Linked DNA regions of Mus musculus: regions 2 and 3 are each linked to region 1. Evidence: chromatin loops called from intact Hi-C (ENCODE). Cell type or tissue: left cerebral cortex. All regions are shown on one strand. Links, peaks and the distances in the headings refer to the core of each region. The heading gives the core; the rest is flanking DNA.

Region 1 (7,035 bases), core at 2,952-5,451:
TCACAGTAACCAAGGCTGAGATTTCAGCCGAGAGCTACAACCCTGCCTGAAATTGAATTTCAAATGTAACTCTATGTTAAAAGATTCTGGTTAAGTACTGAAAACTAAGAATCCTATTGTGTAACTATTTCATGATAGCCTCCACGGCTGCAACACTGATTTCTGGCCGGTCAGACTCTTCTTCCTTCTCCACCTCTTGACCAAGGCAGGCATTCGACCGCTATTTACTTAGTGGGTTTGTAATCAACACTGACAATAAATAGCTGCTTGGCTTAGTATATATGCCCTCCCAAATGTAGATGTTATTAAACAGAATAAACAAAGTATTAAAATGCTAAATGTATAATAAGTAGTTTCAGTGACCAAAAAAGAAATAATTAAGAATGCATAAATGTATTCCATTAAACTATCTGAAAAATCTCAGGACTAGAAAAGTGACTTAAACATCTAAGGCCAATGCCCTCTGCCAAAACCCATGGGGATGCTACCTCCAGGGTGTATTATTATAAATGCATACGATTTAATATTCTGGTTAAATCATTTTTTTTTCAAATTGAAAGCGATCATTTATTTTTAAATAAAATTGCACTGTTCTCATCTACAGACTAACTTCTAATATTTAGTGAAAATGAGAAAAATGTCCCGCAGCTTACCAGATCCTTTTGTGTCAAATCACCTGGAAAGCTGGCAACTGAAGAGCCGAGAGCGCCTGTCTACATTAGCGCTGTCCTACTCTGCAGAATAGCTCTTTTCCTCCTTTCCTTTAAAAAAAACGTTATTCATTCTGCCAAGACTCACCACCAGAAGGGAAAGGACACCTCTGTTATTCGAAGTTGTGATCAAATTTTCAGAGAGACAAGTTGGCACACAGGTACAACCGCAGCAGATCCCAACAAAAGCAGCAAGCCACAAAAGCATTCTCTCAGCTCACTAAGAGTTCTTAACGTCATCTTCAAAGAAATGCCAATTTAACTACAAAAGTCTTCAACCAACCAAATCATTTCTGTAGACCTTACAGTAACCCAAAATCTCAAATTGAGCTGACGTGCCCAGTCTTCACCTAAGTTAATTTGCTCCTTGAAATCCCATGCCTGACATGAATAATTTGAAATTGGGTGGGTTTTTTTTTTTTAATTTTTTTTGACATGCTTTTTTGAAAAGGAACTTTTATAATTCGTGATGAAGCAGACAGATGGTATGGGACAAAGATCTACACAGCAGGAATCTCTGACTTGGACTTGCAGTCACTACTAAAAAAAGATAGACATTTCTCCTAGCATAAAGTCTTTGTCGCATTTCTCATCAGAACAGTAAGCTGTACTGAGGTTTGGACAATGTTCACTCTCGCTTTAATGTTTAAGGGAATGCTTTTCATTAATGCTTGAAAGCTCTGAGCTATATTGTACTTTACATCAAATTAGTTAGAGAATACCTATTGTAAAACTGTCAGCACATCTCTAACACGCCTTGTGTAGGCTCCACCTGCTCTATGCTGCCCACTATTGGGAATGTATTATGGTAATAAGAAATGTGATACTACCCACCGGGGTTACTTCAGTACAAAAGCATAAAAATATTCTCCTGCGGCTTGGGTGAGTGCTAAGACACAGACGGCATCCTTGCGAGGGATAAAGACTGAGCAGTCGTAGCTAAACTTATCAAATATGGTAGCCATCAGTAGGAACACACCGGACCAGGAACTATGTTGTGTTCCATGGGCCAGCAGCACTCACAGGGCGGGGCAGAAGATGGGCTGTGGAATGTGCAGAAGGCGACTGTTCAGTGCTCAGACGGAAATATGCAGGTGCCATCATAGTATCTCAACGAGTCACCACAGAACCACACAAGCACAATGGCTAATGCAACTGGAAGATGACACAGAAACCCAGATAAACTCCCCTCTGCCCTTAAGTTTTCCTTTCCAAGCAAATAACCAGATGGCTGCTTTTGGTCTCCTATTCCCTCCCCCCCCCCCCGCGCTGATTTCAGGAAAATTGAACTGCTCTGTGATCCATCCGATAACATCAACTTTTAGGTTTGTATTCACTAAACAGAGACTAGTCAAAGTGTTAAGAATTTAAATTCTATCCATCAGTAGACTTCCGTTTTGAGGATTACACCTCTTCTACAGAAAGCAACCCTAAAAAATTCCTGGAAAAGCTTTAAAAGGTTAGATTCCCTCCAAGCCTTTGACACTTTCTCTGAAAACCAAAATTGCTACTAAGTACGTGTGTGGATAGACACACACTCGTAGCATTCGCTGCCTTCCGAGTGTCAGCCTCCCCCTTGTAAAGGGCCGACATGTCATCCCTCCACTCTGCTCCTGGACCTGACAATCAAAGCCAAGCAGGCCAGTCCGCCTGCCTGCCTGCCCGGCGGCGCAGGAGTGGGGTGGAAGGACGCTCCGACGTCCACCTAGAGACATCAACAACGTACAGTAGTCCCAGGTTGGGCTCCGACGACTTTAAAAGTCAGGGCTCGTGCCGCCTCCGTCCCCACGGCGCCCGCGGCTGCAGGGCCCGTCCGCCGGGTCGCCTTGGGCCGCCACCGCGGGCATCGCCGATTCCGCCGCGGTCCTGGAGCCGGAAGGCCCTCCGCGGTCCCCGCGGGCGAGCGCGCACGACGACGGCGGCGGGCCCTCCCGGTCCTCGTCCCTCCGGATCCGGGGCCCGCGGTCACCCCGCCGCGAGTCCAGTCCAGCCCACCCCGCCTCTGCCTTCAGCTACCCTTCCCGTGGCGCGCGGCCTCGCTCGGAGAAGACGGAAGAGGACAGGGCGCGCCGGGCCAGGAGTCGCCGACGTCCTTGGCAACGCGGTCCTTCCCCCCCCCCCACACCCCACGCGGGCTTCCCCCCCGGGTCCGCTGCATCCTCGGCGGAGGTATTCCACGGTGACGGGTCTCTCGCCTCGCGCACAAGATGGGGCCCGGGGAGCGGCCGCCCGGCGGATCCATGGGCGCCGCCATTTTGTGAGGCGCGGCGGCCGGAGCTCGGCTGTGTGTAATGGTTGCAGAGAGTGACCCCCCTCTAGGGAATCCCCGGCGCTGACGGTTACGCAAGGGGCCGTGCGCAAGTGCGGAGCGCAGGGAATCCGCACAGCCCGGCCAGCCCGGCTCGCCGCTGCCCTTGAGGCGGCGGGGGAAGGGGCGGCCGCTGGCCCAGCCCGGCTCTCCCCACCAGCGCGCCTCGCCTCGCCTCGGGCCCGGCCGGCTTCTCCTCCTCCTCCTCGGCCAGGGTCTCCGCCCCTCACAGGCTTGCGAGGCACTCACTGGTCCTCGGGTGTCAGGAATTTGCTAGCCACACCTTATCCCGACCCCACTGAAGACATAAACTTTACTTGGGAAATAAACCCGTTTCCTAGAGTGAGTACCGGAAGCACGCTCCGCTCTATTACATAATTCTCTCTTTTTTTAATATACTCCTCCCCGTCACCCGATAGGTGCTCCCATCGGAAAGACTACCTGAAATAAACCCATCCAGACTCTTACCAGCTTGTGACCTTGGGCTAGTGACTTTGCCACTGGTGGCTGTCTCTAAAATGGGAATCCTAGTAGACCAAAGGAGAAGCATGAGGCTCTCCACATTTGCAGACCGGGGAGGGCTCCAACACCCGGGTAAATGCAAATTTAAGTGGTACTAAAAAAAAAAAAAGATACAAATTTTGAATTCCCTATGTACACATTTTCTTTTTTTTTAAACTGAAAGGGAAAAACATTTTGCCCTCTTTTTCAGATACTAGTGCAAAAAAAGACCTAAGCAGTGTTATTCTCAAAGTTGGGAGGTTATTTCCCAACAGGCGCGATTACCGTTTGCGTACCTCCGGGTTCGGTGCACCAAACCGACCAAAAAAGGGAGGACGAGTGAAAAGCCTTACTCTAGCTCCACAAAAGTAGGGCAGGCAGTTTCCAGCCTATTCGATCCTACAGTTTGTCAAAGTGAGTTTACGGCCCCATCATGGACCATGTGCTCGGCGGGCTTCGTGCTAGCACGATGAAGCCCGGAGGCCAACGCCTCCCGCTAGCAACGTCTCCAGAGGGGGCGAGCGGACTCGTCCGCGGCCGCCGGGGCTGCGCCGAGCGAGCCTGCTTCTCAGTGTGGCCGGAGGCCCGGCGGGCGCCGCCGGGGACGCGAACATCGCCTCCACCCCTAAGCCCGGAACAACCGGTAGTGGCCGTTTCCCCGCGCCGCCCCCCTTTCCGCCCGCTTTGTGTGCGTGTGAAATGTGCTGCACATTGCAGATGAACCCTAAGCCGGGCGAGCCGAGTCTATTGTTCCCCGCGAGGAGCCGCCGCGACCGTGTGGAGCCAGGCGCAGTGCCGCGGCCGGCCCTCGGGGGGCGCTGTGCGGCGCTGGCGGCCCGGCCGTGGCGGCGGCAGCAGAGAACGGGAGGCTGGCGGGCAGGCAGGCAGGCCGGCGGGCGGCGCGCAGCGGCTCGGCTGCCGCCGGAGCCTGTGCCCGGGGACGCCCGGGCCGCCGCCGCCGCCGCCGCGCGTGAATGTGTGCGAGGGCCCCGCGGAGCCGCGGCCCGGATCCACGCTGTCACCCCGCTCTCCACAAGCCACCACACAGACCTCCCCCTCCCCACGCGGCCCCGCCTGCCCCGGCCCCGCCGCGCCGCCGCCGCCGCCGCCGCCGCCGCAACTCCCAGGCCTGCGGCCGCCCGGGCCCCTCGCCTCGGCTCGCCCGGCCCCCGGTCGGCTCGTGCGCCCCCCGGCCGCAGCACCATGTTGAATCGCGTCCCCGGGCCGAGCCGCCAGGGCCGGCGGCGCTGAGAGGCGGCCCAGAGCCGGGCCGCGGGAGGCGGCGAGGCAGGGTGGGGGCCGCGCTCGCCCCGCGGCTCCGCGCCCGGCCGCCCGTCGCCTGCCCCTCTAGTTTCGCTCCCGTTTCTTTAAACTTTTTTAGAAATTCCCCTCCCTCCGGCCCTGCGCTCCCCCTGGCCTCCCGCTCCCTCCTTCCCCTCCTCCTCGCCTCCTCCCCCTCCCTCCTCCCTCCCTGCGCCGCCGCCGCCGCCGCCGCCGCCGCCGCCGCCGCCACCGCCGGCCCATGACTGAGCCCCGCCACCGCCGGCCGAGGAATGGGCTCCGGGCGCTGGTAGGGAGCGCGGGGAGCGGGGGCCGCGTTTGAACCGCGATCTGGGTTTTTTCGGGAGACCTCCTTTGGCAAAATAATGGCAAACTCGACGGGGAAGGCGCCTCCGGACGAGCGGAGGAAGGGACTGGCTTTCCTGGACGAGCTGCGGCAGTTCCACCACAGCAGAGGGTGAGAGCAGGACCGGGGGGGCAGCGCCGGGGCGAGCCGGGGCGAACGGGGGCCCGCCGCGGGCGCGGGGTCCCGGTGACAAGTGCGGGGCTTTCTGTCGCCCGCAGGTCGCCGTTTAAGAAGATCCCTGCGGTGGGTGGGAAGGAGCTGGATCTTCACGGGCTCTACACCAGAGTCACTACTTTAGGCGGATTCGCGAAGGTGAGTGGAAGTTTTAATTTGTATTTCCCTCTCGCTGGCCTGCTCGGAAAAGTCTGCTCCGACCCGGGAGCAGGCGCCCGGGGTCGGGGGGGCGATCGGCGGGACACACGGCGTTCTCGGCGCTCGCAGCCGGTGGCCCACGGAGGCGGCCGGCGGCGGGGCTGTTTTCGGCCTGGTGGCTCGCGTGCGCGCGGCGGGCGCGGGGCTTGGGCGGGCGGTGCGGCCCGGCGGCGGGGAGCGCCCTGCCCGGTGTCCGGCCGGCCCCGCGGGGTCTGAGCGGCGCGGCGGGGAGCGCGGGCGAGTGGAGTGCTCGCCCGCCGCCCGCCGAGCCCGCGGCCCGCCCGCCCGCCCGCGAGTCAGCGCTGCCGCCGCCGCCGCTGCCGCTCTAGCACAGGCGGAGACACAGAGACACACAGACTCTGAGCAGTTTTCGTGCAACTCAAAATTAGCGCGGGCAGGTTTAACATCGATAATCGGCTGCGAAATGATCCCGGCGGCCGGGGGCACAGCCTCGGCCCGCTCGCCCTGGCTTTCTACAGCTAACAAAAGAAAGCAGGACCTGTCTGCAAATAGCCATCTTAGGCTTCAAGGCTAGGCAGAAGCTGTAGGCCTCAAAGAAGGGCCTATGGAGATGGATAGATCTGGGAGAGGGATCGGAGTCGGCCCCGGCCCCGGCCCCCCCAGAGCTCGCGGACGTCGCTGTCCGGAGCAGTATTGATCCTTTTGAACTTTTTTTTTTTTTTTTCTTTACTGCAAACGGACCGCGTTGAGATTTAAAAGGGGGCGACAGAGGGACTTGCGATTGGTTATTGTCCGGGCTTCAAAAACAAAACAAACCCACCAACCCCCCCCCAAAACAAAACAAGTGCTGCTAAATACAGGGCTCTCTGATGAAAACATAGTGATTCAAGCAGCCCTGGCTTAGTAACTCTCGTGGGTCGACCCCAGACACCCACTGCTCCTTAGGTGTCTACAGATCTCTGCAGAAGGGGCATTTAGCTTCCAGGTTAGGGTAGGTTTTTCTTGGATTGGGCACTTTGAGACAAGTGTGCCTGTGTTTTTAACAGGTTTCTGAGAAGAATCAGTGGGGAGAAATTGTTGAAGAGTTCAACTTTCCCAGAAGTTGTTCCAACGCTGCCTTTGCTTTAAAACAGTATTACTTGCGGTGAGTAGTGGTGACTTTTCCACAGTATTTGGAAACGAGGGACTTAGGGGCGATTAAACAACAACAAAATCTGCGCTCTAACCAGTTTTCCAATCCCTTGTTAATTGCAGTCTGAGAAGCATTTGCTGTCAATACAGTGAGATGGTAGGAGGCTGACGTTCTCCTCAGGTTAAAATACAATCATTTATATTTTTCATACAAAGTCATTACAGGCGACACCCCACATCCTACCTTGTAAACATTCTTTTGTGACATTGTTATTGACTGCTTGATAGCCACGGGGGGGGGGGTGTGGAGGGGGGACCGGACAGGAAAGAAGGTGCTTAGTAAAAGACTTGGGATACTTAATGAAACTTTGTAACCTGTGGGAGAGAGAGTTCCCCCCACCTTCTTTATTTGGAAACTCCTTAGC
Region 2 (7,035 bases), core at 1,677-4,176, 520 kb before region 1:
CAGGTCATGAGGTCTGGAGGGAAAAGGGGAAGAAAATAAAGAATAGAATAATTTTTTCATTGAAAAACAAAAGATGAAGATGGTAGGGTAAGAAGGAAAGACTTGCTTTAAGAGATCAAACCTACACGAGCACAGAGAATGGGCATTTGATGATGGTGTAAAATGTTAGAAGCGTCCAGGCAGCAGACCAGCACAGTTGGCAGGATGGATGAGAACCAGGGTGTTACCCTGTGAGCGAGGTGACCCGGGAGAGGGGGAGATGCCAGAACCCAAGAGTGGCCTGGACTGTCCATACCTGCTGGGTCTAACACCAATGAGGGACAGCTCTTAGGTTTAATGCTTCACAGTAGAGGGGAAGGGATGGTGTTTACAGAGAGAGTCCACCTTGGCGTGAGAAAGCGTGCCTAATGGCTCAAGTCATTTAAAAACAGAAGGACTCGAGATGGTGATTGTCTTACTCCAGAAAGCACTTTGGGAGCACTCTATGAACCTCAGGGACGTAGTCTTAACTATGCTAGCATCTCATGAACGCCACCAGGTGTTATTCTGCCTGTAAGGAGACTTTGGGGCGGGGGGAGATCATCCCTTCAATTAGTTACAAGTAATAAAAATGGAATACAGATGGTTGCCTTTGTTTCTGGCATTAACAGCGCCATTCAGGTATTTGAAGTAGTATAAGTCACTGTTTCGACTCACAATCAGGGACCCTAACTGCCACACTTCATCTGTCCCTTCGAAACACTTCCAGTAGCACTTCCTGCATGGTTTTGACCATGTGAAAGCATATGATGTTTCCTGTCATGGTAAACAGGAGTACTCTCATTATATACCTTCAACATCAGTTAGCAAAGAAAGTCGCATCTCTGATTTCGTAGAGAGGTCATGTTTCAGTGGGAGGGAGGGAGGAAGGAAGGAAGGAGGGAGGGAGGGAGGGAGGGAGGGAGGGAGGGAGGGAGGGAAGGAAGGAAGGAAGGAAGGAAGGAAGGAAGGAAGGAAGGAAGGAAGGAAGGAAGGAAATAAGACCACAAAAGTATGCATATATCTCAATGGTTCCAAGTCAATCCCACAGAAGCTCTATCTATTCTTTCTTTTCCAGCCTGAAAACAGCAAAAAAAATTCATAAAAATTCGCCATCCTCTCCACCAGACCATTGGAAAGGAAGCCAGAACTAAACCCTTCTAGCATCAGGGAAGAAGGATACATTCATCAAAGCATTTGATTTTTCTCTTGAAAAAAAAATGCAAAGCCCAACTTGGGATGAGTCCAGGAGAAGTCGCCATCTGCTCCACCTGTTGTGGGAACAGTCGACCCTGAGCCCGTGCAGACTACAGTCCAGAGCTGGCCTTTCCAGAACTGCAGCAGCAAGTGTCCCTTGAAGGTTAACCCACGCTCAGGTTCCATCAAGTTCAGGGACCGGAACCTCCCACCTCCTTTTGTAAAGTTAAAAACAGACTGCTCACCTTATGCTCTTGGCTTGCGGATTTAGAAGAATGGTTTCTAAGGTTGCTTTGACTTTTGCCCTGAACTGGGATGTGGTAGCCCACCTTATGTGTGGGTGGGCCTCTCACAATTTCAGTTATAGGAGGGATGAGTTTATCATGGAAGATACTTACAGAAAGATGTGGCATTACTCACACAGCTGTGATGATATTGTATCCTTATATGGCTCTGATTTGTTATTCGCTGTTGCTAGTTAGTTACTGTGTTTAATTTGTAAATTAAAGATTATCAGAGGTACACATTCTTATGTAGGACATGTATAGTACACATAGGATTTGGTCATCTCTACACTTCAGGCAACATCTGTAGGTCTTGTATGCATCTCACAAAGATAAAGGCAGCTATGGTATGGAAGTTGCTTTAGTCAAATGCTTGCCCCCCCTTTTTCATACCTTATAAAAATTAGTAAAACATAGTAATTAGGGGACAATTTTCTATGCATGTGTGCATATATGTGCCTATGTGTATGAAATATTGGACATTAATCTCTGAAACTTCAGACCAAGAATAGCAAAGCCGCTTGACATCACGTGAACCTTGCGTCCTTTTGAGGAGCACGTCAGGGGAAAATGAGAAGAACGAATTTCAGTACAGTGCGTGTCTTTGCAAGGCTCTAAAGCACTGGTTCTCAACCTGTGGGTCGCGATCCCTTTTGGGGTTGAACGACCCTTTCACAGGTGTTGCCTAAGACTCTCTGCATACCAGATATATACATTATGACACATAACAGTAGCAAAATTACAGGCATGAAAGAGCCACAGGATACTTTTATGGCTGGAGGTCACCACAACATGAGGGACTCTATCAAAGGGTTGCAGTGTTAGGAAGGTTGAGAGTCGTTGCCAAAGAGAGACAGCAGCTTCACGCGGCAGAATTTTAATGTCAATTTTCGTGCTTTCTCACAAGCAGGGAAGTTAGTGAGAGGCATAAGCAAGATAATCTACAAAGGCAGAATTTTGTGGTTCTGTGGTACCCCTAAAACCAGTGTGTCACTGTAGGTAGACAATCTTGTACTTTTCCCCCCAACTTGCACAGACTAAATAGATACATGCGATGTGACCATGGCTAGGTGTGTTCACAGCGTTTATAAGGCTAGGCGTGTTCACAGTGTTTAGAAGCACTAGAATAGAAAGCAGACGACGACCTGATGGAGACTCGACTGCTAGTTGTTTTGTAAATCAGTTTGTCATTTTATTCCTTCTAGGGTAGAAATGAAAGAGAGGACATTGTCAGGGGTGGTCAGTTTAACCAGCGCTGTTCAAGGCTGACCACAAGGGGGCAGCCCAGAGCCGGGAATCAAGAGGTTAGCTTTGGTCCAGCTCAGCTGAGTCTCCGTGGTTATCTGAACTCCCTAGGTCTGTTTGCTCATCCTAATCAGGTCTCTCTCTCTCTCTCTCTTTCTCTCTCTCTCTCTCTCTCTCTCTCTCTCTCTCTCTCTCTCTCTCTCTCTCTCTCTCCCTCCCTCTCCCTCTCCCTCTCCCTCCCTCTCCCTCTCCCTCTCTCTCTCTCCCCCTCTCCCTCTCTCTCTCTCCCCCTCTCTCTCTCCCCCCCTCTCTCTCTCTCCCTCCCTCCCTCCCTCCTCTCTCTCTCTCTCTCTCTCTCTCTCTCTCTCTCTCTCTCTCTCTCTCTCTCTCTCTCTTATATTTATTCATAAGACTCTGTTTTTGAATGACTTGGAGTCCTGCAGACTCTTCATCCCAAGGTACAGTGGCTTATTTCAAGTGCACTGATTGGGAGAGCGGGAGCCCTGCGTAAATGGTGTAGGGGAAGTTAGCACTCAAATCCCTCCTTACTCCGGCTTGGATAGTCAGGGGGTGTGTCGGGTGTGGTTGGCTACTGGGTCAAGACATAGGCAGTCAAATTCCGTTCTGCTGACTCATTAGATGTTGCTGTCTCCAGGATCATAGCAGGTGTGTCTCTGTTCAGAGCATTTAGGCAGACTGAAGTAAAAAACTAATAATAATAAATAATAAATAAATAAATAACCAATCAGAAGGATGCTGGACGATGATTCTTTAAAAGCATCCTACAGGTCCTGTCTTATTGGTGATAGCAGAACATTTGGAGACAGGACGTTAAAGACCCTTCTCCTCTCCTGTGGCATAATACTATCTTGCAACATTAATTTCATCCATAAGAGCTGTTCAGTGGGTTTTAAAGAGAACTAGAATATTTATTTTTAATGGTTGCTCCTGGGCACGGCTTCGTGGTACACACTGACTCCAGAGTTATAATGTCTGAGTGCTGATCATGATACTGATTTGCCCAATCAGCTTGGCAAATCTGATCACCTGCACACTCCCCCCCCCAATCTCTCTCTCTCTCTCTCTCTCTCTCTCTCTCTCTCTCTCTCTTTGAGATAGAACATCATTATGTAGCCCTGGCTAGCCTGAAAGTCACTATATAAACCAGGCTAGCCTTGATATCACAAAGATTCTCTTGCCTCTGACTCCCAAGTGCTGTCACCAGACCCAGACAAGTGACCCATGACATCATTTAGCCCCAACATCATTATTATTGTCATTGTGGCACATCACGGTGTTAAAATGAAACTTTAGACATCAGTGCTCGTGTATTCTGTAAGCACAAAGTAAATTAATATCTGTTCCTGGTTGACCTGTTTTCAAACTAGGGCCATGGCCTTCCAATGTAGACAACCTGTTGATGGCCTTCCAATGTAAACAATCTGTTGATACATCGACAACTGTTACTCAGAGAGAAGAATAAGAGAAAGGACAGAGCACAGACTGCAGAGGAGAAGACTGAATGGAAAAGAGGAGGAGGGAGAGGAGAGGAGAGAGAAAAGGGAGGTGGGGAGGGACGAAACCAGATGACAGATGAACAAGGAACAGAAGGAGGGGAGAGGAGACAAAGAAAGGGGGTCCCATAAAGGAAGCCTTGGGGACATATGTGGCATCATTAGCAAAGTCCACTGTGCAATTCTGCATGTGTGGGGGCATGCTGTGTGAATATTATTCTCACCATATTATTTGAGTAACTAAGGAAACCCTGACTCTAAAGGACAGGCAGATGTTGTGAAAGGGGGCTCATGAGATGGCTCAGTGGGTAAAGGGTTCAAGTCCCAGCCTGACAACCTGAGTTCAACCCCCAGGTCCCTAACGGTAGAAGGAGAGAACTGACCCCCAAAAGCTGACCTCAGATCCCACACTCTGAAGATGACCCAGCCCCCGCCTAAATAAATAAGTAAATGTACTTTTTTTCAATGTTGTGAAGTAATAATAAAAGACACTTTTGAATCACGTCAGTGGAACTCCCTGGGAATTCAGCTGGATCCACGTCTTTGGCTGTTGTTTTTGAATCACTTCACTCATGTGAAACATTGTCTCAAGCAGGTTTTTTTGTCTCATTTTAAGGCTTTAAGGCTTAACAAGCAGCAAACTAAAAATATAGCTAAATGTGTAAATTGTCATTACAAATAATTGATAAAAAGGCTTCATAAAAGACTCTAATGGCCTATAGAACAATTTGAACAAATGAATAATTTGTAAGGACTTCATGCCTTGGTCATCAATGAATGCTTCGGGTAATTTCCGGATGTAAAATGGAAACAATGTAACAGAACGAATCCTTGACATTTGGAATACCGCAAGCAGGATGGGTACTGAATAAGTCATGGTTCAATCCCTCCGCCATTAACTGCTGGACTCTGTCCACTGCCGTCGAGTGCCAAGTTTTCCAATCTGAAGAACACTCACCAACTGTCTCTGCTCCTAGCACCTCTTCATTCCGCTTTAACTTGCCAGAATTGTGCATACCCTCTACCAGGAAGTCCAGGCACAGACAAAAGACTGCTAGATTAAAAATAAAATAAAATAATTCATTTAATAACATAATGGATGAAAGGTAAGCTTGGAAACCCAGGTCCTGAAGACCAAACAAACAAAAGTCTATGTTCATATGAGTAATATGTTCTCAGAGGATGTCTGTATGGTGATAGGAATTAGTGTAGGGTTAGTGGAATTTGCTCCCTCGTTTTAAGATCGATGATGGTAACAGACAGCATTCTAATAGGTGATGCCCAGGCAGCTAGGGAGGTCCACTTTTGCTCCCCATTGTGTCAAAGTGCTTCGTGGTTGAGATATAAAATAGCCCCTGAAAAACCCATTCACTGAAGACTTGGTCCCCAATGCCATATTCACAGGTGGGCTGTTGGAAAGTAACTGGATCGTGATGGCTTTCATCTAATCAAAGGATTCATTCATCTACCGATGGCGCCATAATCCATCAGACCTTTGGAAGGACTGCAACTGTGGAAGTGGGACCAGACTGGGGGCGTGGCTTCCTGAAGATGCCTCTGAGGATGTGTGGTTCCTGACCCAGAGCTCTGATTGGCTCTAAGCATCATGAAATTAGCATCCACCATCTTGTGCTCCCGGCATGCTGCTCTGCCTCACTAGAGTCTAAAGCAGACAGAGCCAACTGTCTAGGAACCGAATTCACAAGCTAAAACCTACCCTGTGGTGAGTTGTTTTCTCAGGCATGCTTTCATGAGTGAAAAGGCAATGGACATAGCACCCATCCTATAGGGAGAAACTTATATATATATAAAGTTTATATATATATATATATATATATATATATATATATATATATATATATATATATATGAAAACCAAGAAAGATATTAACTTCTGAGTGATGAGCTGTCCAGATCATAGAGGCTTTTTATTCTGTTCCGTTTTTTGAAAACGTGCTTGTCTCCAGTTAGTCATATACTGTACAACACCCTCAGGGAACATTTTAGAAGGACCAGAGGACCAGGATGCTTTATGATGACCATACCAGCTAACTGCCACATTTTGGCTTTTGTTAAACTGCTTGCTTGCTTGCTTGCACCTGCAACTGACAACCAGGATGTAGCTTTCCTGTGTTCTTTCCCTTTGAAAGGCTCCCTGATTCTACATTTGAGGCTGTTCTGTGTAGGTGATGGCTTAATACAGACTCTCAGTTTGGATTTTGTTCATACTGAGTTATCTTCAGGTGTCTACCACATGCACATCTGAGCATCACTAAATTGTGTCAGATGTGTGTATGCACTCGTTTGTGCATGTGTTCGTGCATGAGAGAGAGAGAGAGAGAGAGAGAGAGAGAGAGAGAGAGAGAGAGAGAGAGAGACTTTGTGTGTGTGAAAGAGAGCAAGAAAGAATATGTGTGTGAAAGAAAGCAAGAAGTAGAGAGAGGAAGTCGTGAGTCCAAGATGAAGTAGGAAAGGATAGAATGAAAATGATATAAATACGGTTCACTCATGACATATGAAATTATATATATATGTAAACGTGTGTGGTAGCTGACACACATTTCAGGCTTTATACCTTTCTGTTCCCAGAGAAAAAGAGTGAACCCTTCGAGACTTTTTGCCTGTCGGCCTCCTCAGTTCCCTTTACAGTTCAGCCTCTCTTTTTTTTAAAAAAAAATATTTATTTACTTATTATATGTGAGTACACTGTAGCTGTCTTCAGACACTCCAGAAGAGGGAGTCAGATCTCATTACAGATGGTTGTGAGCCACCATGTG
Region 3 (7,035 bases), core at 1,482-3,981, 120 kb before region 1:
CATCGGGCCTTCGTAATCAAAGCCAAACAGCAATCTACAGAACCTGTCTTAAATCTGCCACCTCGGATCCAGATTGTAAAATAAAACGACCTAAGAGCACGCTGTCTCTATTTGGCCTTCCCCTGAGAGAGTGCTGCGCAAAGAACTTCCTACTTTTTATTTATTTACATTCAGTCAACAGAAACATAAATTAAATTTTAAAACCTCAGGGTTATGTGGACAGAATAAAGCATATCTGATATGTAGCTAAGTAGATTTTTTTTAAATTTATTTAGATATTATGGGCCACAGGCTGGGCTGTAGCTACTCCATGTTCTTCCACCGCCCATGACAAAATAGGCTGATAAAAACAATACGTGAAGATAAAATTCTGCAAACCAGCAATTTTACATGCCTCAGTCCTGCTGAGAATAAAGAGTCTTCAGTGGGACTTCTTATTTGACACATCAAATAAGTCCTGCCAACTGTTTTCATTTTAAATAGTTTCTTCAGGACGTCATGGAAACAGCCGACGCGGACATGATAATACTGCATGCAGAAGTCGCCGATCAATCCTAAGCAAACCGTTCTGTCATTGCTGGCAGGCAATTAAGAGCATTAAAGGCCAAACTTCCCCACCAAAAAGAGATGCTTTTCCGTATTACAGAATGCAGAGGGCAAGCAAAGTATGGGGTTCAGGGTGCATCTTCCTATTCCTCCAAAAGCCGATGTGTGCGCAGACTCCGTCCGTCCGTCACAGTGAGGGCCAGGGGATCCTTGGAGAGGAACAGAGAGCTTGGCACTCTGGTCGCATGTTACTTCTGTCCTGGGTTTTTGAGGCTTTCTTCTTAGTATTTCGTTGACTCTGGACACAGCTACCTCTTGCAGTACTCATCTCAGAGCTATGGCTATTCATTTCACATACTTAGATATGGCTATAGTTACTGTATAATCCATTGGCTTGTCTTCACAGCAGGGCTGTAAATTCCTTTAGAAGACAACTCGTCTTATTCTTCCTGCTTCCCAGACATGAGCCCAGCCCTTAGGACCAAGGAACAGCTCTGTGAATGCCTGGTGAATCAATTGTGATATTGTAAACGATAATGTATAACCTGTAAGAATACGAGAGGCGAAAGGAGATGGATGGGAGGGGCAATCCAGTTACGTCTGATTGGTGCTGGAGAGGTGAGCATTGGTATAGGTAGATTTAACAGGGGGTGATCTGTAGGATCCCTAGGGAATGACCTACTCACTTTAGAGCCTTAACTTACCACTGTAAATTCATTCATTGACTTATCTAACAAATATCTATTGAGGGCCAATTGTATACTAGGCAGTCACCGCCTAATCCCTAGGTGATGAATATGTATCCCGTAATGATGGCAGGAAACACGGGATCACTGTAATTTGTAATGATTTCATTACATATGCCAACACAGTATCAGAGCTGAGCTGTAAATTTAACCTCAAGCTAAGCCACGTGACATTTAAAGTTTTCCATTTATATTAATCTTACCATCAACAAAGTGTACTCATTTTCCTTTAGGCTCAAGAATTTCCTTTAGGATCCACTTGATAACTCAACCAGATCTCCCTAAACCTCAGCTCACTCGTGCAACGTTGCCAGTAATATGCTAAGTTCTGAAGCGGCCTCATTGTCCCTAAGAAGGCCCCATCAGACTGGAACCCCTGGGCAAGGCTCTTTGTCTGGACTTGATTCTGCCCTGAAGGCCTTGTTTCTCTTCAGTGAAAAGTACTTACTTCTAACGTGGTAAGTGGGCAATGGGAACATAACGAAGTTACTTTACACACTCAGTCTAAAAATGTCGTGCTGAAATGTCCATTCACAAAGGACATGGAAGCAACCCTGTGTCTGTTCACTAGGGACAGAGAACATCCTGATGAGTATTTCTAAAAATGTAAAACTATCCTGACAGATAAAACGAAGGTACATAGGCAGGTGTCCCTTAAGACAACATAAGTCCCTTAAGTCCTTCCACTAGCCCCTTTCCAGTCACATGTAATTCACTCAGGAGATAACACATAAATTTGTTCTATGCATACTACCGCTGGAACACCATCATTCTTTCAGTGAGTTTCTAAGCATAATGTCACATCTGAGGTTACTTCAACATGTACCCTAAAAGTTGATGGGTAATTGAGTAGTTGTCAACCAACGTAGTTAGTGATCTTAAGACTTGTTCTGTAAGAGCTGCTTTAAAAAAAAAAAAATCAATCCTGTTTTTGTTTATGCAAATTAATTCTACCCTATTTAATCCTGTTTTTATTTATTTTTTTTTTTTTACATCCCTACCCTCCGATCTGAAATATAAGTACTGCCGTCATTTCCGGAATGTATCATCATATTTTCTGCCATCGCTTAACCCAGATGATACACTCCATAAATCTTCATAAATCAATCCCTCCTTCCATTAATCATTTCCATTATTTTCCCCTGGATTCCTTCCAAGACTGTCAGCATCACTTGTTTATTTGGGTGCTGAAACTGGAATACAGTTGTCTCCGGGTGATTTCAAACACACTCATATTGAGGGAGCACAGCCCCCTCCCTCTCGAGGCTCATGCTCCACCATGATCGATGCCAACCTTGTTCTTTTGCACATTTACATTCGTCTAAAACTCCCTACCATCTTCACACACACACACACACACACACACACACACACACACACAGCTCTCTTCTCTAGAGATCCCATCTGGTGTAATTTTGCCAGATATTTGTTTGTATCTTCCAGAAAGCAATTTCGTGTTCTTCCATCCCAGATTTCTGATTTGTTTTTGGTCTTTGTGAACCACACTGCTGTTCATATCCTGGCCATTTATCAAAGCTTGTAACACCTCCGGATCCGGTCTTCCCCGCAACTGTCATGAGCACTTGCTCATTCTCTCTTTCAGATGATTAATAAATTCATAAAGCGTGAACCACAGAGCCTGCTATGAGGCAGGCTGTCAGAGCAGCACAGAGTGTCGCCTGCTATGAGGCAGGCTGTCAGAGCGCACGCTGTGTCCCTTTCTTACCTCTTGCAGGCACGGTTTAGCTTCCTTCAGTTTGGGAGGCTGTGGTATTACCAGGGTTACTTGGAAATGATGCATCCAGGAAAATCACACCGAATGCCAAATCAAATGTTTTGCCCAAGACTGAATGGAATGCAAATGTCCTACTCTCCTGTTGTGTGTTCCTCTCTTCTTCATAGATAAGCCTCAGCAGAATGTGACCTGCTTCATGGAGTACTGTGGGTTGTAAGTTTCTTTTTATATTTTACGTTAATGGAGAGTTTAGCATCCTTTCCTCAGAAGACTTTATCCTTGATGTGGGTACATTTGGCAATGTGAAATGAATCACAAGATAAGATATATAAGATATATAAGATAAGATATATAACACATAAACTGTTTAAACTCATTCTACAGTGGGCACATGTAGTACATGCGCTGGCGACATCTATGGGAGTTAATAGTGCCACAGCGGCATGATCTAGGAGTACCTTGGAGACAAACCTCTGGGAATGTTTGTGAAACATCCAGATTAGGTTAATTAGGGGTGGGAAGACCCACCTTAATTGTGGGCAGCACCATTTGGTGGGCTGGGGTCCTGGACTGAATAGAAGGGAGAATTTATGCTGTGTTCCAGCATTCAATGCTCTCTGCCTTCTGATTACAAGTACAATGTGACCCGCTACCCCAAGGTTGTGCTGCCTCTGCTCAAACAGTAATGGAAAATGAACCCTTCCTTAAGTTTCTTCTTGTTACAGCAAGAAGAGAAGTAAATAACATAGTGTCAATGGTCTTCCATGAGAATCTCCTGGGACTGGCACATCTCCCGAGCTGCCAGGGTGGGTAACTTTGTAGCTATCCTTGTTCCAGTCCTACTGATTCAACTCCCAAGAGTTATTTATGGCCTTTCCACCCCCTCCACCCCCCCCCCCACATTTGTTTAATGTAAGCAATTTGGTAAAGAAAGAAAGCTTTGAAACAGACCATCAGCCATCAACCCCACCCCACCCACCTACCCCCACCCCACATCAGACCAAGTTCCCATCGTCCAGAGACCCCGTGCACACTGCATCACCACACTTGTGGTGCCCCATCGCAATCATCCTGGGAGTATGCACCTGGGTCAAGTGCTGTTAAGTTTATAACCGGTTAAATTATGAAGAACAGGTGGCATAATTGATACAAATGTAAAACATTAGCATAGTGTTTTAAAAATAGAACATATTTCTCTTCAGTCTTAAAAAGAAATGTGCGTTATGCGAACAAAATTTTATCTTTCCTTAAACAAAAATAATGAAAATGGCAGAATTCCTAATATCTAAACACTCTGTATCTACTGTGTTCTTTTTTTTTTTAAGATTTATTTATTTTATGTATATGGGTACACTCTACTCATGATTGTGAGCCTTCATGTGGTTGCTGGGAATGGAGGTTGTGGTTGGCCCTGCTCACTCCAGCCCAAAGATTTATAAGTACACTGTAGTTGTCTTCAGACACACCAGAAGAGAGCATCAGATCTCATTATGGGTGGTTGTGAGCCACCATGTGGTTGCTGGGATTTGAACTCAGGACCTTTGGAAGAGCAGTCGGTGCTCTTAACCGCTGAGCCATCTCACCAGCCCCCTACTGTGTTCTTTTTAAAACAAATATATACATTGAGTGTGCATTGCGTGATCATGTGTGTGTGCATACGTGTGTGTGTGTGTGTGTGTGTGTGTGCGCACACACGCATGCATGGGTGAATGTTGGTACATGACATGTATGTGGAGGTCAGAGAACAACTATGAGGAGTGTGTTGTCACCTCCCCCTTTGCTGAGGTAAGATCTCTGTTGCTTCTGCTTTCACACTCCATGCTGGACATCCTATGAGATTGGGGTAATTCTCGAGTCTCGGCTTGCCTTCTGTGGGGCTCTGCCACCACACGCAGCCATTTATGTAGGCTCTGGGGACCCTCAGGCTTCTGTGGTTAGCTTTTTATCATATTCACATCCCCATAGCCGCCAGTCTCTGTTCTCCTACGCCTCCTCCTGTTTGTGCTTTTCGCTTCGTGTCTGCCACTGAAGTGTTCTCACTTCTTGACAGGTTTGCACATTATTTTAGTTATTCCTAGGAAGTGTTCCAACATGGTAATACAGGGCAATCATACCGGTTAGGAAGGCAGGCAAGAACCAAGACCTAATGAAAAGGACAGCTCTGAGCTGGTGAAGTAGACATTGTTAACAAAGTCTCTCCATTTACATGCGCATGCATGTGTGGGGCTGGGAGGCGAGCCCACACTCAGAGCCCAGCACTGCTTTGCAAACAGTTTTCAACCTGCTTTTTGGTTGATTTGAAAGCTTAATATATTCAAGTGGAACAGAGAGGTGCTTCACTCAGGTGAAAATTCTGACAGGTGTCAACAAGGACTCCAGAGAATATAAAACTTCTAGAAGCTGTGTATGGCTTCTAGAAGCTTCTAGAAGCTTCTATGGTTCTGTGCACTCAGAAGATTCTGTAATGCTCTTGTTACATAGCACTGTCTGGCTGGGGCCTCTGGTTCATAACGATGACCTTTCCATTGTGTCTTTGCCGTTTTCCTGGTCAAGTGGGAAGCATATCATGTATTTTAGATGGGTCTCCATCTAAAAGTATGGCTATAGTAGCTAAAAAGCCAAGCAAACATATTTATGAGTGACCATGACTTCTTGTGCCCTCTCTGGTAGAAATACTCAATGCCCACTCTCTGTTGGGGATGAAGCCAGCATGCGAGGCAAGCTGGCACCCCCACTGGGCTACAGTTCTCTGTCTCTATCTCTCTGTCTCTTTATCTCTCTGTCTCTTTATCTCTCTGTCTCTCTCCATCTCTCAGTCTCCTTATCTCTCTGTCTCTCTGTCTCTGTCTCTCTCTGTGTCTATCTGACTGCCCCCGCCCCCACCTCTGAGATAGGATTTCCTTAAGTTACCCAGGCTAGCACTGAACTCCCTTTGTAACCCAGACAAGCTTTAAATTTACAGCTTTCCTGTCTCAGGCCCCTGGGTGCACCATCAGATGCAACCAACACTGAATCTACTGAGCAAATAAATCGCTTAGTAAAAGAGACCATTTTTGATCAACTTGCTTTGGTTATAGCTTAGTTACCTGAGCACATAAAATAAGAGTTTATATTCCTGGAGTTTTAGAGCAAAAGGAACCTCAGAGATCCTATTAGTTTGATCCATTCATTCTTAAAAGTGTTGACTATATGCTGGAACACTGCCTCAAAGGTCATATGGCATTTCCCCTACAAACTGTACAAAAACATATGGTACATAAGTGAAGCTTCCAAAATAGGATCCTGGTGCCCAGTTATTCTCTCATCAAATAGACACTGGCACTGTCTCTTTTCCTAAAAACATTCTGTAAACACACATTCACACAAGTTTTCTAAATTATTAGCAACAGGAATGTCGCTTGGTAACACGTCTTATACTTACAAAAATATATTTCAAGGCAATAAATCTGCAAGCCCTGAGAGTTTTAATATATAGTTAACACTAGAATTCAGCTCTCTCCTAATAAAACTAGAGGCTACTACCAATGAATCATTTATAAATCAATATACACGAGGAGGCTCACCTTAGGCTACACAGAGGCCTTTTTCAATTTGAGGAATGCAGCAACCTCCAGAAAAGTATGTCAAAAAATGCATTGCCTATAAGGCTAACCTGAATGCATGATCTTTCTATATTGTTAAGGTGACGTGTGAGAAGCTTGGCACTGTCCCAGGACTCAGAAGATGGAGGCAGAAAGACCATCGTCAGCCTAGGACACGTAAAAGAAGAAGTATGAGAAGAAGAGACTGACACATTTATACCCTTAATATTCTAATTATTAAAAGTTATCATCTATTAAATAGTATTAAAGAACCAAGGATGGGATACACTGATTCTGGTATATTTTAGAAAACTTCATGTCTCAAGTGGAAAAATGGTTTCAAGATCAATTTAATCAATTACAGTATGTGTGGATTTTTTTTAAATGAAATTAAAGTAGAAAATGTCAGAATGCATTCCATTTAGTA

What was found. A loop is a pair of places that touch in the nucleus more often than their neighbours do. Peaks named below come from ENCODE experiments on the same cell type or tissue, not always from the same donor. Only the 100,000 strongest peaks of a DNase experiment are listed, where the experiment ranks them.
Region 2: a loop joins it to region 1, with 3 times the contacts of the local background. A loop is called at or near these places in 17 of 42 quality-filtered maps.
Region 3: it touches region 1 in a loop (2.2-fold over the local background); 4 of 42 quality-filtered maps call a loop at or near these places.

What each region holds. Positions count from the first base shown.
Region 1 is chr15:96,282,530-96,289,564 of GRCm38, forward strand. It overlaps Gm38469, which reads right to left and starts at 4,869. Exons shown (of 3, transcript XM_011245785.3): 1 at 3,487-4,869. The coding sequence starts at 4,724. The coding sequence ends at 3,981. It overlaps Arid2 (AT rich interactive domain 2 (ARID, RFX-like)), which reads left to right and starts at 4,993. Exons shown (of 21, transcript NM_175251.4): 1 at 4,993-5,257; 2 at 5,365-5,458; 3 at 6,526-6,623. The coding sequence starts at 5,166. In left cerebral cortex, for the core only: a CTCF peak has its summit at 4,288; DNase peaks (open chromatin) are centred at 3,054, 4,225, 5,029 and 5,237; H3K4me3 peaks cover 2,500 bases; H3K27ac peaks cover 2,235 bases.
Region 2 is chr15:95,760,317-95,767,351 of GRCm38, forward strand. No RefSeq gene overlaps it. Among named protein-coding and RNA genes, the nearest start is that of Gm6961, 12 kb to the left of the region's middle. In left cerebral cortex, for the core only: a CTCF peak has its summit at 2,761 (motif pointing right); a DNase peak (open chromatin) is centred at 2,770.
Region 3 is chr15:96,162,373-96,169,407 of GRCm38, forward strand. All of the region lies in intron 1 of Gm38469, which reads right to left. Among named protein-coding and RNA genes, the nearest start is that of 2610037D02Rik, 32 kb to the right of the region's middle. In left cerebral cortex, for the core only: no CTCF peak of the experiment used is centred there; a DNase peak (open chromatin) is centred at 3,006.